Linked DNA regions of Homo sapiens: regions 2 and 3 are each linked to region 1. The links are chromatin loops, found by intact Hi-C in ENCODE. Cell type or tissue: MCF 10A. All regions are shown on one strand. Links, peaks and the distances in the headings refer to the core of each region. The heading gives the core; the rest is flanking DNA. Region 1 has its middle 95 kb from the start of RFC3. Region 2 has its middle 110 kb from the start of LINC02344. Region 3 has its middle 23 kb from the start of LINC02344.

Region 1 (5,776 bases), core at 1,420-3,919:
AACCAGAAACCAACCCTACTGGCACCTGGATGTTGGATTTCTATCCTCCAGAACCTGTAGAAAATAAACTTCTGTCCTGTTCTTTTCTTTCTTTCTTTCTTTCTTTCTTTCTTTCTTTCTTTCTTTTTTTTTTAGAGACAGGGTCTCACTCTGTCACCAGGCTGAAGTGCAATGGCGCGACCTTGGTTCACTGCAATCTCCACCTCCCGAGTTTAAGCGATTCTCCTGCCTCAGCCTCCCAAGTAGCTGGGATTACAGGTGTAAGCCACCACGCCTGGCTAATTTTTTTGTATTATTAGTAGACACAGGGTTTCACCATGTCGGCCAGGCTGGTCTCGAACTCCTGACCTCAGGTGATCCACCTGCCTTGACCTCCCAAATTACTGGGATTACAGGTGTGAGCCACCTTGCCCGGCCTAAACTTTTGTTCTTTAAGCCTCCCAGTCTGGGGTATTTTGCTGTGGCAGCCCAAGCAGACTAATACACAACCCAATTAATAAACACTAATAGTGTCTAAAATTATTCCACCATTCTAGAAAATTATTATTTTTTCATTATCCACAGTCATTGCTTTGTCCTGTGACAAAAAAGCCATGTAGCTGGAAGCCATCTGGGTGGCAGTACAGAATTAAGAGCCACTAGAAATTAAGTCCATACTCTCCCTGGAACTCAAATTCTACCAAAAAATAAATTTTAAGTGAAAGTCTAATGGAAGGAAGAAGAACATTTGGAGCAAGTGTGAAATCAACATTCTGCTCCAGGTAGGCACCATTTGATGGGGAGTGATCCTGAGTGCAGGGTTGGGGAACGGGGTGGAACTTTCCTTTGTGCACAGAACTGGGACTAGAAAACAGTGATTAGGAAAGCAGTCAAGTGACTGATAAGTACACAAATGGAATAGCCCTTGGGAGTTTTTGAGATTGCGTTTGTTTGAAGAAAAGAAGAGCATTTTCTTCATATTGATATGACATTGTATTTGCCAACTGGTATTTACTAGAAGCCCTCCAAGTTCATGATTCACACCTGAACATTCCACATTCTTTAAAATTGTAGTGCACCCTTCATAACTATATATTTAGTATTTTTATAAATTAGATTACAATTTAATTGGAGAATACAATATCAGAAAAATTATCCAAAACTTAGAAATATTGCCTAATCAAATGTGCTACTTGTCTGGCCTTCCACAAGAAAGCACATGAGGAACTAAGACATAATTTTTCCTTCTTATTTGTAAAGTCTAATTCAAAGTTATTAGCTCAGCACAGTAAATATACGTGCTAAAGACTGGGTGAACAATGGCAAATAAACTTTGAAGACCAAATCCTCTTTTACAACTAAAAGTAACATTACTGAGCTTTCTGCAGGATTTTCTGGGTAAGTTTTTCTGCATGGCCAGCCCCAGCAAGGCCCCGAATGCCTGGTTTGCTACTTTCTAATCCTGTAACTTCTCTTCCCATAATAATGTGTAGCTTGTAAGGCCTTAGCTCAATTTTCCAGATGATTTCAGAGACAAAGAATTGCTGATTTGTTACACTAATCTTGACATTTCAAATTACAACTGGAAATAATCTTCCTTAATTAGTCATGTTCTTTCTGTTGAAAATATCAGACATTTGACATATTTGTTTAGCAAATATGTCGATTTTCTGGTCTTTATGGTCTTTCAGTCCCATGTTGATATTCACATATTAAATTTTTAGCTTGCTCCACAGCAAAGATGCAAATATATATGTGCATATGTATATTATATATGTACACATATAGTATATGAATCTACAACCATGCTTGGGGAATACAAGGTATAATATGAATATTATATATATATTCATATATATCTATATATATTTATATATGTGAATCTACAACTATACTTGGGGAAAACAAAGACTTTATCCAGGCTCACCCAGAATGGTTATGAGAAAGTGAAACATTCTTTTCTTCCCTTAATAGGCAAATACATAGTTTAAAAGCTACCTCCCCAAATATGGGAGAATCTTTAGAGAAAGTGTTAAATCACAATAGCATTAAATGTACATTTACTATCAAGTCTTTTGCAATAAAAGCTGACATTAACTTTTTCTCTACAATATTTACTATAGCACTGTGCTTACCCAGGCTTTTATTAATATATGTTTATTTCTGCATTTCCATTTCTCAGCTACCTTTTATATTTTAAAAATTACAGAATTTATAGAAGAAAATTGTAGGCTGATAACAAACAAAAAGGTTTTTCGAAATGGCTAGCATTTGCTCCCAGCAGGGAAAGTAAAGGAATAGTTGCTGTATCCTGAGCCACCCATCCCGGCCCAAGTCTTTGTCCTGCTGAAGTGGTAAATTCTCCCAGAAACGCAACACAAGGTGGTGCTGTTGTATTTATCCTAAACCAGCTGCCAGCCTGGCCACTTAGGCTGTCGGTTTGATCTGAAAGTGGTAGGTGTGTACCAAAGGCATGGGTTTTGCATATGTAGATGTTTACAGTGTAGTCCTCCTTTCAGATAAGAAAAGATAAATAGAAGAAGGAGGAAGAGAGTAAGTTTCTCCACACATGGAAGCTTCTGGAGAAACTGTCTTAAAAAAAAAGAAAGTGCATGGGTTCCTTTTGTTACTAAATTATAGGAGCATGGAAAGTTAGGGCTAGAAGAGATAAAACATTATCTAGCCCATCTTCCTATCTTCAGAGAGGATTTCATTTATAAATTATCAGCCAGTTAAACTTTTTCTTTTGGTTTTAAAATTTTCCAGGGAGGGAGATGCCACTTGCTCCCCCAGCAAATCAATACTCCCTAGTGTTGGGAAATTGTTGTGGACATATGTGCACTTCCTCTTGTTCTGAATCCAGAGGGTATGGGAAGGATTTGATCAGCAGATGTGCCTAGTGAATGAGAAGCACACAAAAAAAAAATGAATTACAAGTCAGGGCTCTGGATTCCTCTCCCTCACTTGCTTAGCTGGGACAAGGTGGGCCTCAGATTTTGCATCTGGAAAACAAAGAGATTGGACTAACATCAGTGGGTTTCCACAAATGGCTGGATCTCAAAATCACCGGGGAAGCTTTTTAAAAAAATACAGATTCCAGGGCCTTGCCTATAAATTTGCTCAGTCAGAAAATCTAGGGCAGGGCCCAGAAATTGCACTTAAAAAAAAATCCAAAAGAACTGTTTTCCTTGGAAAACATTTTTCTTGTCTGAAGACATGGAAATTAGCTAAAAATGTGTAGGCAGGCAGCCCAGCACAGATCTAATGACTGGTGCATAGGTACCACTAGATTAAATAACTCTTAAATCCCATCTGATTTTATGATTTTCCAGGTATCCTTAAAACAAAAGCCCTTGAAAAATAGAAGTGAATTATCCCAGATCTAAAGAATTTCCTCTTGAATCATATTCCCAAGCCTTTGAGTAATCTGCAGTATGGATTTACAGCAAGATGTTTTCTAAATTTTTCAAGCACATGAAATTGGGAAGTCCAGGAATATTATTATAGTAAAGAAAATCCAATAAAGTCCTTGTGTTCAGTCCAATGCCTACACGCTATTCTATTTTCTGGTTACTGTAACTATGAATTAGTTGACAGTTATGAAAATAGTATTTGGACTCTTTCACTTTCATTTTTATAAAACTGGAAAGTTAAAAAACTAGTCAAGTACTTGGCCCATGTATAAATAGATAAGTCACATACTGGCAAATTGAGCTGTATAAAAGTTACTTACACAGACAAAAATGTCTCTAAAGTCTCTATGTAAAACGTTGGCTTTCTGACTCTGAGACTGTCTAGTATCAATGTGAAATTCAGTAACAATGCAATTCAGATTCTTATACCTCAAATGTCTCATTTGAAAGAATCAGATAATTGAAGTATCATTTGTTTATTCTCGTTTATAGTATCAAGGTAAATAATTCTGCCTTCCATTTCCCCTTGCTAATGTAATGTGACCTCAATGTTACATGTTACTAAGTAAATCAATTAGGAGATTTGGCCTGTGTATGTGACTCTTGCAAATGGGTAATTACACCATCAAATAGAAACTTATACACTCTTTGCAAGCCAGTCTTGAAGTCACTTCCAAATAGTTGGTTCTCATTATTTGTACTTTAAGAGCCATTTACAGGTCTAATTAAATTGTTTCTCAGGAATATAAAGATCAATGTTTCCAACCTCATGAATTGAATATATAAAAGAATGCATGAGGCCCAAATTAGCATTTCGTTTATTAAAATAAGTCAGTGTTGGAGCTGAAATCCATTAAATGACTTTAAGTAATCTGTCTGTTAAAGCTTTCAAACCACCTCTCAAAATCTGGCCCAGCTACCACCATTTATCAGTTACAAATTTCCATATTCCTCTGCTGCTCAATCATGCTGTACTAAATTATCTCTGAGATCATGTCTTGTGATTCTCATACAGTAATAACATCTGCATTTCCTGGATTTTCCATGAGCTGTGTCATCCTTTCAAGATTGTTCAAGAACATGTTTGTTCCTTTTATCAGAAGGACAGCAGCACTGCAGATCTTTTCCTACCAAGAGTCCCAAGCTCCACTGAATAAAAATAGCCTTGTGTCCTTTGGAATGCTCTGAACCACTTGGGGAAAAAGAATGTCTGTCATCGAATCACTATCATTTGTAATGTCCTCTCCAAAAGAAAGCCAAGGGGGAAAAATGCTAGAACTATTTGTGACCTCATGAAATACAAAAGAAAATTTACTTAGAACAATACAGCTTTTCTTTATTGTATAGTCCCCACTTCTTTGAACCACACCAATTTTTGGTACCAAACTTTGTTCCTCTTGTGTACAGGCTCTGAGCATGAGGAAATCAGTTGATGTCTCAGTAGTTGGTGCTTTGATAAGCAGATAACCTGTTTTGAACAAGGTTTATCTGCTTTCACTGCCATTACTACTGCTGTCTCCCAAAGACTCAGGATGCCTTCTCCTTGGAGACAGAAAACTTCATTCCTTATTTACCCACAACCCCTATTCAGTGTTGTTATTGAACTGTAGACTACAATGAAAGATTGCAATTCTTCAGTCGGCTCTGTTTTAGTTTTGTCCTTAGTCAAGGTACTGAACTTCTCTGAACTTGAGATACCTCATCTATAAAATGGAAACTGCATGCAAGTGTTGCTTGCGTGGAATTAAGGATTCCAAAAGATAAAGCAATCTTTGCTATGGACTAAATGTTTTTATCCTCCCCGCCGACAAATTCATATGTGGAAATCCTAAGCCCTAAGGCGATGGTGTTAGGAGATGGGGCCTTTGGGAAGTAATTAGGTCGTGAGAGTGGAGCTCTCCTAGTGGGATTGGCACCCTTATAAAAGGGATCCAGGAGAGCTCCCTCATCCTCATTCCACCATGTAAATACAGAGCAAGAATATACTGGTCTATGAACCAAGAAGTGGCACCTTGATCTTGGACTTCCCAGCCTTCAGAACTGTGAGAAATATATATGTTTGTTGTTTAAGCCACTATACTATTCCATGGTATTTTTGCTATAGCAATCTGAATGAACCGAGACACTCTTTCTGAAAACAGTCTGTAAATTGTACATTGCTATACAGATGTAAGAAGTTGTTAAATACTGGTTGTTTACAGCAGTGACCTCCAACTGGGGGCACCCAACTTAAGAGGTACAAAAGCAATACACTGAGGCATGGAAAGAGAATATTAGAACTCCTATGTGTGATTGTGTTTAAACAAACAAAAACTCCAAAAAGACATTAAGCCCTACTGATATTTAATAAATGAATTAAATCTGATGCCTTTCTAAGTGTGCAC
Region 2 (5,776 bases), core at 1,780-4,279, 280 kb after region 1:
GAATTATCCATGAGATAATTCTAATAGTTATCCATGAATTATCCATGAGATAATTCTTACAGTTCTAGAGTTCTTGGATCTCCAATATAGACCACTTACCTGCTCCAAGCCACCTACACAACAGAAAGGGTTAAGCACCTAGCATAGTGCTAGAAATGTGTGTATCTATATACTGACTAAGCACTCGGCAAATGTTTAGTGAATACAATACCCAGAGAAAACCCACTGGTGGTCGAGAGACACGTGATCTAACTATACTGACATCAGTGAATAAGTGACATCATTTCACATCTGCTCCAAAGTGTACCCTTCCTTCATGTTTATAGAGCTAACTATAATCTCAGGATTATTAGGTGAGTATGAATAATTATCCCCCCAATAGGAGCAGTTTTCTAAAATTGTCTATCCATAAGTCACATTTTGGATTTTAGAGATATCTTCTTTTTTTTTTTTTTTTTTTTTTGAGACTGAGTCTCGCTCTGTTGCCCAGGCTGGAGTGCAGTGGCACAATCTCGGCTCAGCTCACTGCAGCCTCCATCTCCTGGGTCCAAATGATTCTCCTGCCTCAGCCTCCCAAGTAGCTGGGATTACAGGTGCACATCACCACGTCCAGCTAATTTTTGTATTTTCAGTAGAGACGGGGTTTCATCATGTTGGCCACGCTGGTCTTGAACTCCTGACCTAGTGATCCACCCACCTTGGCCTCCGAAAGTGCTGGGATTACAGGCGTGAGCCACCACACATGGCCGAGACATCCTCTTAATGTGTTATATTGCTAAGTTCTAAAGAGTTTCTATTTGGATTTCCAAACAGAGGGGTTTGAAGTAGGAAGCAGCAGGAGGTTCAATATACGGGGTTGCAATAGAGTGTGTGCTTCTAGTGTTTTTTTTTTGGGGGGGGGACCCTTTTTATTAATTGTTATGAAATTCACTTAACATAAAATTTATCATCCTAACCAATTTTTTTTTTTTTTTTGAGACAGAATCTCGCTTTGTTGCCCAGGCTAGAGTGCAGTGGCACTATCTTGGCTCACTGCAAGCTCCACCTCCTGGGTTCAAGGCATTCTCCTGCCTCAGCCTCCCGAGTAGCTGGAACTACAGGCACCTGCCACCACGCCTGGCTAATTTTTTGTATTTTTAGTAGAGACGGGTCTTCACCGTGTTAGCCAGGATGGTCTCATCTCCTGACCTTGTGATCCGCCCGCCTCGTCCTCCCAAAGTGCTGGGATTACAGGGGTGAGCCACTGCGCCCAGCCCATCCTAACCATTTTTAAGTGTACAGTTCAGTGGTATTAAGAACATTCAGATTGTTATGCAACCAACCCCACTGTCCATCTCCAGAACTCTTCATCTTGTAAAACTGAACTCTGTACCAATTAATCAATAACTCCCTATTCCTTCTTGCCCTGGCCCCTGGCATCCTGTGATTTTAAGTGAAGATTATTATGTTAAAATATTGCTATATAATCCATAAAGAAGAATATGTTCACCATCACATTTATGAATGTTTTACAATTAATATATTATGGAAAATGGGTGTTATGTATTCATTTTTTGCCTCATCAATTTTCCTGGGAAATGAGGGCCCCTATGCCTCTGCTTCTAATGTTTCATGTACTACTAAAATGGTAGATACATGAGGGGCTCATTTTTAATATCTCTAACATCTTTGAACTTCAGTAATATTTTTCAAATATTTTTCATTTTTCAAAACACTAACTTTTGTTGCTTTAATTTCAGATAATTAGTTTCTCCTTTTATCTCATCATGATACCTCGCACTTGAAATGTTCCTATTCTGTATACATTCATATATTCATCAAATTCAAACTCTGTTTACCTTTTAAATATTCTACATTTAGGACAAGATAATACTTGGCCATACTTTTGTCAAATATTCTCTCTGGAATTCCTATTTCAGTTGGGTTGCATTGATTTATTTTGAAATCAAGTAATCTGACTTTCAGTTATTGTGCCAAGGATTATTTATTATTATTATTATTAATGTATGAGTAGCTCTGTTAGCACTCCATCTCAAGGTGTGGCTGAGAAAGCATACTTCTGTGTTTTGTTTCCTTTTCAAGCCGTGAGGCTTAAATTTTTCGGCAGCAATTGCTCTTAGTTCGTAAGTGAGAATTTTTAAACAGCTGAAATGGAAGAATTCTACTGGGTTATTTCTAATTTACATGATTGTCAGAACATTATTGTATTTAGAGAATAATGCTTAATGTTTTATTATGTTCAAGTAACACAGCTTATTTTACTTTCTAAGTTTACTCTGTTTCTTATTCCAGGTCAAATAGTCATTAAATATATTTGCTTCCAGACCAAGTCAGAACCACTGATATTAGTTTAAAAATATGGAGGGATCTTTTCTCCTCTGTGTGTCACAAATGTCTGAAGTTGCACCATTTATTAAAATGAAATGAAGTTCTTTTATTGGTGTTTATTGTCAAATGATGTCCCTTTCATATGTGAATATCCTTGGGAAAAGTGGATCTTATTGTCACTTACCAACTCTTTTGTGGATTTGCTTTTTCCCGGGGCAAGTATGAGCACAGGCGTAGAATATAGGGAGAAACACAAACAATGGGATGGGAAGGAACTGTGGTATCAAGGACAAAGCTTTAACTGCATCATCATTTTGCCTCTTTCCTGACTGACTCTTGTAGAATACTGTGTACCTGATACTTTGAAAAAGTTAATAATCGTAAGCATCTGTTTTTCCGAATTTCCTTCACAATAATCAACCAATATTTACTGTATACCTTTTCTCTGCTACACTTGGGGCTCAGGACATCCCCTGAATTTTTGTACTTACTCCTCAAAGCAACCCCATTTTACTGATGAGGAAATGAGGCTTAGAGAAATGTGGTCACTTTTTTAAGGTCATATGGCTAGGAACTGTCTTTCTGATTGCTAAACATATTATCTTAACCACAAAACTGTATTTATTCTTAGAGTAATGAGGAATCATTGAAGGATTTTAAGAAGATTGAAGTGATCACATTGATTTTGAAGGAATCACACTGGCTGAGAATATAGATTGGAGAGAATTAAGACTAGAATCGGACTAAGAAGTTAGGAAACTATTGCAATTTTCTAGGTATTACCTGAATGTTGCCCAGGAGGTGGCAGCAGGGATGAAAAGAAGCAGATGGATTCAAGCAACATTTGGAAGTAGGCTTCAGCAGGATGTAGTGAGGACAGGAAGGAGTCATGGGTGATCTTTGAGTTTCTGATTTGAGCAAACAGGTAGATGGAAACACCATTCACCAAGACAGAGGGAACATAGACAGGGGATCTGTATGTGTGTGTGGACAAGGAGGTGGAGGAGGAGGTGGGAGGGGAGGAGAGGACGTTGAGTTTTGGACACAGAGTTTGAGGTGTCTGATGTGAAATGTCCAAAGGCAAATGTGCAATCAACAGTTTGTTCTTGGCCAGTCACGGTGGCTCATGCCTGTAATCCCAGCACTTTGAGAGGCCGAGGTGGGCGGATCACTTGAGTTCAGGAGTTCGAGACCAGCCTGGCCTTGGGTGACAGAGTGAGACTCTATCTTAAAAAAAAAAAAAAAAAAAAAAAAAATCGCTGTTTTCCTGGAGCTCAAGGAAAGAGACCTAAGTTGGAGATCTAAACCTGAAGGTTATCAGAATATGGATGGAAAGTACATGAGATCACCCTGGAAGAAGGTGCAAAGTGAGAAGGGAAGAAGGGCCAGCACCCATCCCTAACAAGACAAAATAAAACTTAAGTAAATGAAATCAGCATATAAGAAGGGCACAAGCAAAAGGAGAGCCCACCAAGAAAATGATACGGAACAAGCAGAGGGGTAGAAAAGACAGCAGGGACAGCATGGGATTCAGAAGGCCAGAAGGATAAAGTTGCAGAAGGAAGGAGTAGTCAGCTGAGTTAGGGCCTGTGATGTCACTGAGAGACACAGTGACGCAGGGCCTGGCTTTAGCACTAAGGAGACTATTGGTGGCACCAGGGCCCTGGAGCAGTGGATTAAAACTAGACTTTAGTCTTCTTCTCAGTTACTAAATAGACACATGGTATCATGTAAATCTTTTTTTTTTTTTTTTGCCTCGTTCTGTCGCCCAGGCTGGAGTGCAGTGACACGATCACGGTTCACTGCAACCTCTGCCTCCCAGGCTCAAGAGATCCTCCCACCTTAGCCTTCCAAGTAGCTGAGACTACAGGCACATGCCACCATGCTCGGCTAATTTTAAAATTTTTTTGTAGAGCAGGGTGTCTCGCTATGTTGCCCAGTCTGATTTCGAACTCCTCGGCTCAAGCCTGGAACTCCCACCTAGGCCTGCTGAATTGCTGGGATTACAGGCATGAGCCACTGCACAAGGCCTGTATTGTATAAATCTTTACTTAAGTCAGAGAAAAATACATTTAATGCGTCTTCCCCATGAATGAGTATTTTGATGACTTTTATGATTCCTGATGATTTGTGTAGTTCCTAAAATCATTCAATCTTCATGCCTCAGTTGGCATTTTATTTTCATTTCTGGAGGCCATTTGATTCTAATTTTACAATCTTATTTTTTGTCTCAAACTCAATATTCTTCACAAAAGTGGTATAATTTTGAGATATTAAGAGTGATACTGTTTTTTTACAGGTGCTCTCTGATAACAGACCCAAAGAAAGAGTGGGTAAGTCTCCCTGAGAAAATGTTTTCCTGTTTATGTATAAAAGTTGTTTGGAGAGCTTTGCCTCATCCCTATAAATTTAAACATGCCATAAGTGTTGCTGAATCATGGATGCAAAGTTGATGGATACAGTATGATGTTAAATCAGAATTTGACCTGCATTTTGAAAATTGGAAAAGTTCATTGGGTTTTCTCTGGTCCTCATGCAGCCATGCTGCTGAGTTTATCTCCATTTTGTAAAGTTGATTTTACACAGAAAGAAGTTGCTTTGCATAACCAGTCTTTATCTTGAAATGTACCTTGTAAGTTAAATAGGAATTAAATAAAAGATTGCACCTTTACTGAAACATCTGCTTCGAAGGTAAGGCCTCTTGAAAATAAGGCATATATGAGGGTAGTGGTTTATTTGTATAGCTTTTGTATTTGGAAATGTTCTGTATAAATCTGAATACTTGGCAGCTTTATTTGTGGAATCTTATTTTAATGACTATGTAAACTAACAGCTAACCAATCTTGAATCACCACTTCTTACCAACTCTTTAGCAGCTGTTGTTGTACTTTTCATTTGAATAGTCATTATGGATAAGACATTCTGAAATCTCCATATCAGTCCTCACTTCATACGGTCATTTACATGCTTATACATAGAAAGGAACCCCTTCAAAGCCCTTTATGTGATTCCACTGCATGTATTCTTCATATCTTGTAGATAGCGTATTGCTAGACTTGAAAGTTAACACTTTTCTCTGAGTTTATATCTTTAAAGCCCAATTTTGAAGTATCTTGTCAAATAATGCCTCTAAAAGCAATAGTCTGATGCTACCCTTATCTGCATTGGTGCCAGCATTATTTCCATTTTTATACACTCATTTTTCTATAATCTGCTGAGAACCAGTTTCAGTTCATTATTCAGACACCCAAGATCTCAGCTTCACTTATGCTTAGGATGAGCATTGGATCTCTGGGATATAGTCATCTGCTGTTCTTCAGCTCTTGGGGAGATTTGCAAGGAGGCCTTTACACTGGGCCTCCAGGCAAAAATGACTGGCTAGAACTTTGTCAGGAAAATGTCTTTAGTGAGTGTGCCGAACCTATCAGCTCTCCCACTAAACAACCAA
Region 3 (5,776 bases), core at 1,784-4,283, 410 kb after region 1:
TGTCTTAAGGTACATGAAACCTGATGTCTGTAAATATTGGTTCACTCAATTAAGAAGGCCTCACAAAGAGTTTCTATTTACCATTGCTGTCAGTGGATGCTAACTCTGCCAATTAAGGGTCTTAAGGGTCTTCTCACTCTGGGGGTGGCCATTCAAATGTCCCTAAAGAAAGTTTCTATATATGCACAAAAATGTAAGGTCTGGTATATGCAAATAAATTCACAGCTGTGCTCTTTAATTTTGAATCCCAACCTCTGCTGAAAGAGATTGACCAGATGCTCAGATCAGAGCATACTGAATATTCCTGCTAATCTTTCTCTCTTCAGTGGAAGGATTTGATGAATTTGATGAAGTGGAAAAGTGAGATTTTGCCAGGAGCTTTCACGTGCTGAATCAAATTTCTATAGTTTTTACTTCACATTTGTGCTACAAAGACAGGTATCTGAGGGGAACTGTGTTTTAATGACAGTAAGCTCATTTTAGTTTACATTACTGAAGATGAGCATCTGTCTGTTCCTTGACAAAGTATTTTGCAAAGTGTTTTCTGTTATTTCTCTCCAAGGATGTTACAGAGGACACACATCATCCAGATCTTATGTACATTATAACTTCCAATGAAAAAGTGCACTCTTCCTAACTTTTTTTTAAAAAAAGTGTTTGTGTGTCATTTGTTTTGGCTTTGTCTCATTCTATAACCTAAATAATTCTTAGTCAACCACATGTACTCTCCATAGATTATATTATCAGGTACAGAGATTATAAAATACATCACTTCCAGTCTTAAGAACTTGATTGCTCATTATTAAATAGGTGGAATAAAGCACCAATGCAAGCTAGTACTGGGGAAGGAACCCAGCTGTGGTGTTCTAACAGACATGGGTTTGAATTCTGGCTCTACTGCTTAGTTTTCTGGTCATTTCTTTGTCTGTAGCATAGGGATAATAATACTGATCTCATTAGGTGCTCGGTTGTGTTATTGGTTGTTATAAGAATTAAATGAGACATTGGTTTCATTCACTTATCAAATATTTATGAAATGTCTGCTATATGCATAAAAATACTTAACAAAGAGCCTAGAATATGGTATTTAATCGCAGTTGCAATTATTTTGGCTTTTCTTCCATGTCTTGATTCAGATAACTGGCCTTCTGCTATAATCCCTTATGCCAAAGTCCTTATCCTGATAACACATCTAAGCATTTCGTCATTGCCCATGACATTCCTACCACCGTGGCTGTAGTCCTGCTCCAAATCACTATTGGTGCCCAGGAGTAACTGTTGACTCTTGCCTGCTTTGTCTGTTGCCCTTGAGTTAGCCATCACTGGGTTTTGCCCACTATGGAGTTTCTCTGATGCCACTATCTCTGCTGGACTTTGGGTACCTATCCAGTTCTTATCCCTCAGCTTGGGCTTGGCCTGACAGCTACCATAATTAGATTTGCTCTTATCTCATTCCTTGGAGAGGGGTCTCTCTCCAGGTGCCAGCCCTTACCGGTATTCCTCCTAATGTCACAGTTAACTATGCCACATCTAGCTCTAAGGATTCACGCACTGATGGCAGGGTTGACTTACTGATGGCAGTTACAGATGGCATGTGACCACAGCCATGTGTGTGATGGAGATACATGGAAAAGGATGAAAGTACCTAACTATCATATCAAAAATATAATTATAGAAAAGATGGAGATTAGCCCAAAGAAGGTCAGAGAGTATTTTAAGGGGGTGCAACATGGTATCTGTAAATGCTTGGGAAAAGACGATGATGAGTTGTTTTGCTAGGCAAAAGTAAGAGGTTTCAAAAAAGGTCAGGTAGCTATGAAGTCAGTCAGCTAAGGAGAGTTTAATGATTGCCCTAGAGTAAGAGGACTTGGATTAGAGTATTGGCTCTGCTATTTATTATCATTATGATCTTGGTCATTTCTAGTCTGTCAACATCAGTTGTATTACTCATTTAATAAAGTGAAGGAGTGGAATTGTGCTACATGCAGCTGAAAAACATCAGCTTGGGGTTCTGTGGGAGCCAACAAATTAGAGAAAGGTGGAGTTGGGACAAGTGGATTGTGGGATGCTTTCCAGAAAAGAGGATTCTCAAGAGAATGTTTAAATCTAGGTAGAAATTCACCAGAGAATGGAGAAAAGGGAAGATGCTCTGGCAAGGGTCAGCATCATATGCGAACTTTCAGGCATGAAAGATTAGCAAGTTGGAAGAGAAAGAATTAGGACCATGGATGCCAAATCAGGGTGGCTGAAGGACATACAAATGGAAATATTTAATGGGATTGGTGGCTTCTGCTTATTGAGTTCCTGTTAATTTTTAATTAATAAAGCAAGCATTAATTAATGCTACATTGTAATAAAATTTCCCCTTGGATAACACATTTTTTTCATTCCAAATATCCTGTTTACTAAAAGCAGATATCTACAGCAATGCACTCATGATAAATTTTAAAAATTCCCATCAGTAATACTTTAAATAATGTTTACTTTTACTGGATGCTTATACAATTTCTATTTGTGTGTGTCCCCAACAATCTACAGTCTTTCATATCCAACAGCAAAACTGGCCATTCTCTGAAGAGATTAAAAGCAAATTATGGGCTTGGATTCAGAACTTCAGTTCCGCTAACTAGGATCCAAATGTTCTGGAACTCATCACAGTTGGCTTAGAATTGTTATCACCTAGGAACAATGTTATTACTTAGGAAAAGAGTTCAAGTAGAACCCTGGTAAATCTGGCTCAACAAATGGACCGTGCTTTATGGAATTTTTGTTGTTTATTATTACAAATGTTGTTGTTACTTTGATCTGAATAAGATGTTCTAAAATAAAATTTGTCTCTGTGTCCAACAACAGGTCCTGGCATACTCAATCAGCAGAGTTTCTGTTTGTTTTGATTTGCAAAGGAAAGCCATGTTGCCACATGTCTACTCAAATAAATTACCACCACCATCTACACTGACTCATTTAGAAGGAGCAAGTCCACAAAGCAAAAATTATAATATATATTAGAAAGTATTCATGCCAAACACATTGAGAATGAACAAATGTCTCATTTTTCTCCTTGTTTTAATGATACCATCTTTTGACTTTTACCTGCATCCCGAGTCAAGCACAAATGTGGAAATGTAGAGTCACGCAAAATGAGAGGATGGGGGTGGGGTGAGGGCAGAAAAGGCCGGAGAAAAGGGGTGGAGCAGGAAAGGCATGGGTTAGTTTCTCTAGATAGGAATATAGGCACAAAACACCCCTGACAAGGGAATTTCAACTTGAAAGACTATCTTCCCCAGCTAGGTGGCATCTAGAACCCAGGATTGCCATTCAGAGAAAAGGAAAAAGAAAATAAGAGGAACAGGAACATAACGTTTTGTCCCTAGGACACAATGACTTGTTTCTCTTTAATAAATGCATGGGTTTAAATATGGAACCTTGTATTTTATAGTCAAAGCAAATGAAACCCTAAGATAAACAGTAAAAATGTTTGTTGATTACATGTTACTGCAGCTTTTATGTATATTGTGTAAAACAAAACATGGATATTTCATGAAATGCTTCAAGCACAACTTTCTAAGGAGAAACAACCATTTGTTCTGACACGAACTGCATATCCAATAGGTGACAAATCCTGTAGCATTAACTTTTTTTCTTATAGAAACAGCATTAAGTGTTTTTTGGGAAATGAAAGAATTACACTTTCCCTACCTCTCTGCCCCCTGCTTTAACATAGAACTTACTGGATAATCCACATGCAAGAAAAGCATCTCTTGCCTACCAAGGTGCTTCCCACCTATGCTGAGAAAGGACTTGGCCCTGCCCTTGGCCTCATCTTCTCTCACGGCTGCCTGCCTCCTCTGAGCCATGAGCTCTTGAATGTCTCAGCCTTTGTGCTTTCATCTCTGTATCCCAGAACCAAAAAGGAGCCCACTAAATATTCCGTTTTGACTCAATGAACAGAGAGATGGATAACTTCAGACTACAAGTGATGAAATACGTAAATAAGATTACAACTAAAATATATAGTTTACAAAGCACTTTTAATAATCTGATTTATACTCAAAATCATGGTATAAGGTAAACATCTCCTATCTGCATTTTGCAAATAAAGAAACAGAAGCTCAGAGAGATTAAGTAGGCTTCCCAAGAGCACAGCTGATGAAGTTGGCGAGTTGGGATTTGAACCCAGTTCTTTCCTAAAAATCCATGTCATATGCCATAAAATGATGTTTTGGTCAACAATGGACCACATATATGATAGTGTTTCCATAAGATTATAATGGAGCTGCCCTATACAGGTGCACTCTTTTTATCTTTTTATTTTTAGTTTTATTTTTTTGAGACAGGGTCTCACTCTGTTGCCCAGGCTGGAGTGCAGTGGTGCAATCATGACTCACAGCAGCCTTGACCTCTCTGGCTCAAGAGATCATCCCGCCTCAGCCTCCCGAGTAGCTGGGACCACAGGTGCATGCTACCACACCCAACTATTTTTTTTTTTTTTTTTTTAAGAAATGGTGTCTTATTATGTTGCCCAGGTGGGTCTCAAACTTCTGGGCTTAAGTGATCCTGCCTTGACCTTCCAAAGTGCTGGGATCAAAGGGGTGAGCGACCTCACCCAGCCTATCTTTTATACTGTATTTTTACTGTACCTTTTCTATGTCTAGATGGACTTAGATACACAAATACTTACCATTGGGTTACAGTTGCCTGCAGTATTCAGTACAGTAACATGCTGTGCAGGTTTGTAGCCTAGGAGCAATAGGCCATACCAGATAGCCTGGGTGTGTCATAGGTTCTACCATCTAGGTTTGTTTGCAAACTGTGATGCTCGCACAATGATGAAATTGCCTAAGGACACATTTCTCAGAACATGTCCCCATCATTAAGTGATGCATGACTACTTTCTACTACATCCTGCTGCCTCTGAGAAGTATTATACACAATGAGTAGAAGGTGAAAAGATTATATATTAAAATTCAATATATATATTGAATTTTATTCAAGGTGAATAAGAAAGCAGTCTGTTTTCAAAAAGTTCAGAATATTAATGATATTTCATGAATGCCCACATTCATTTAGTTTGTTATTTTTTTATAATAAAGGAGAAGAACCAGCAATGCAAGTTTTATATCGCAAGAGAGTTGGCAGTGTTTTATTAACCTTCCTGCTCAGTTGCCTTCAATGATATAATTACTGCTATTTATCAGTCTGTGCAGTTTTCCTGAATTACAGCCTAGAGTTGTGTAACTTTCACTTATAAAGAAGAAGGCTGGAGGGTGCAAAATATTCTATTATAATCCTATGAAAATATTTTGTAAAATATGTTTCCCTTTTGCAATCCCCTAATTATTTCTTTTCCTGCAGTCTTGTCTTAAACTCATTGACAGCCGGAAGAACCACCAGCACCTTTGCTAGCAAAGGGGGAATTAGGGCCATCAATGCATCCAGGAGGGTGTCAGCAACGTGGTCTCCCAAGAACCAAGTGAGCAACAGCTGCCTGCTGCCGTCTAACTTGCAGTTGAAAAGAACTCAGTGTGGCCCTGTATTCCTAACTATCCAAACACTGGGAAGAAGAAAGCCTTTGCAAGTCATTATTCTCTATATATACATCCACTTTCTTCTCTTAGGAGAGCATGATGTCAATAGACCCTACATAAAAGTTGTAAAAAATGAATCAGAGATAGATCATTCACAGAGCTAGATCTAGAAATGTGATTCCATATGAAGGAAAAACACACAGGAACAGGTGGGTCAGAGCTTAAGAACACATATTTTCCCCATCCCC

What was found. Peaks named below come from ENCODE experiments on the same cell type or tissue, not always from the same donor. Only the 100,000 strongest peaks of a DNase experiment are listed, where the experiment ranks them.
Region 2: it touches region 1 in a loop (3-fold over the local background); 3 of 110 quality-filtered maps call a loop at or near these places.
Region 3: it touches region 1 in a loop (4-fold over the local background); 2 of 110 quality-filtered maps call a loop at or near these places.

What each region holds. Positions count from the first base shown.
Region 1 is chr13:33,720,613-33,726,388 of GRCh38, reverse strand. No RefSeq gene overlaps it. Among named protein-coding and RNA genes, the nearest start is that of RFC3, 95 kb to the left of the region's middle. RefSeq lists a silencer at 2,275-2,444. In MCF 10A, for the core only: a CTCF peak has its summit at 2,359 (motif pointing right); a DNase peak (open chromatin) is centred at 2,388.
Region 2 is chr13:33,438,576-33,444,351 of GRCh38, reverse strand. It overlaps a transcript of STARD13 not described here. Among named protein-coding and RNA genes, the nearest start is that of LINC02344, 110 kb to the right of the region's middle. In MCF 10A, for the core only: a CTCF peak has its summit at 3,097 (motif pointing right); a DNase peak (open chromatin) is centred at 3,151.
Region 3 is chr13:33,309,851-33,315,626 of GRCh38, reverse strand. It overlaps a transcript of STARD13 not described here. Among named protein-coding and RNA genes, the nearest start is that of LINC02344, 23 kb to the left of the region's middle. In MCF 10A, for the core only: a CTCF peak has its summit at 3,303; no DNase peak of the experiment used is centred there.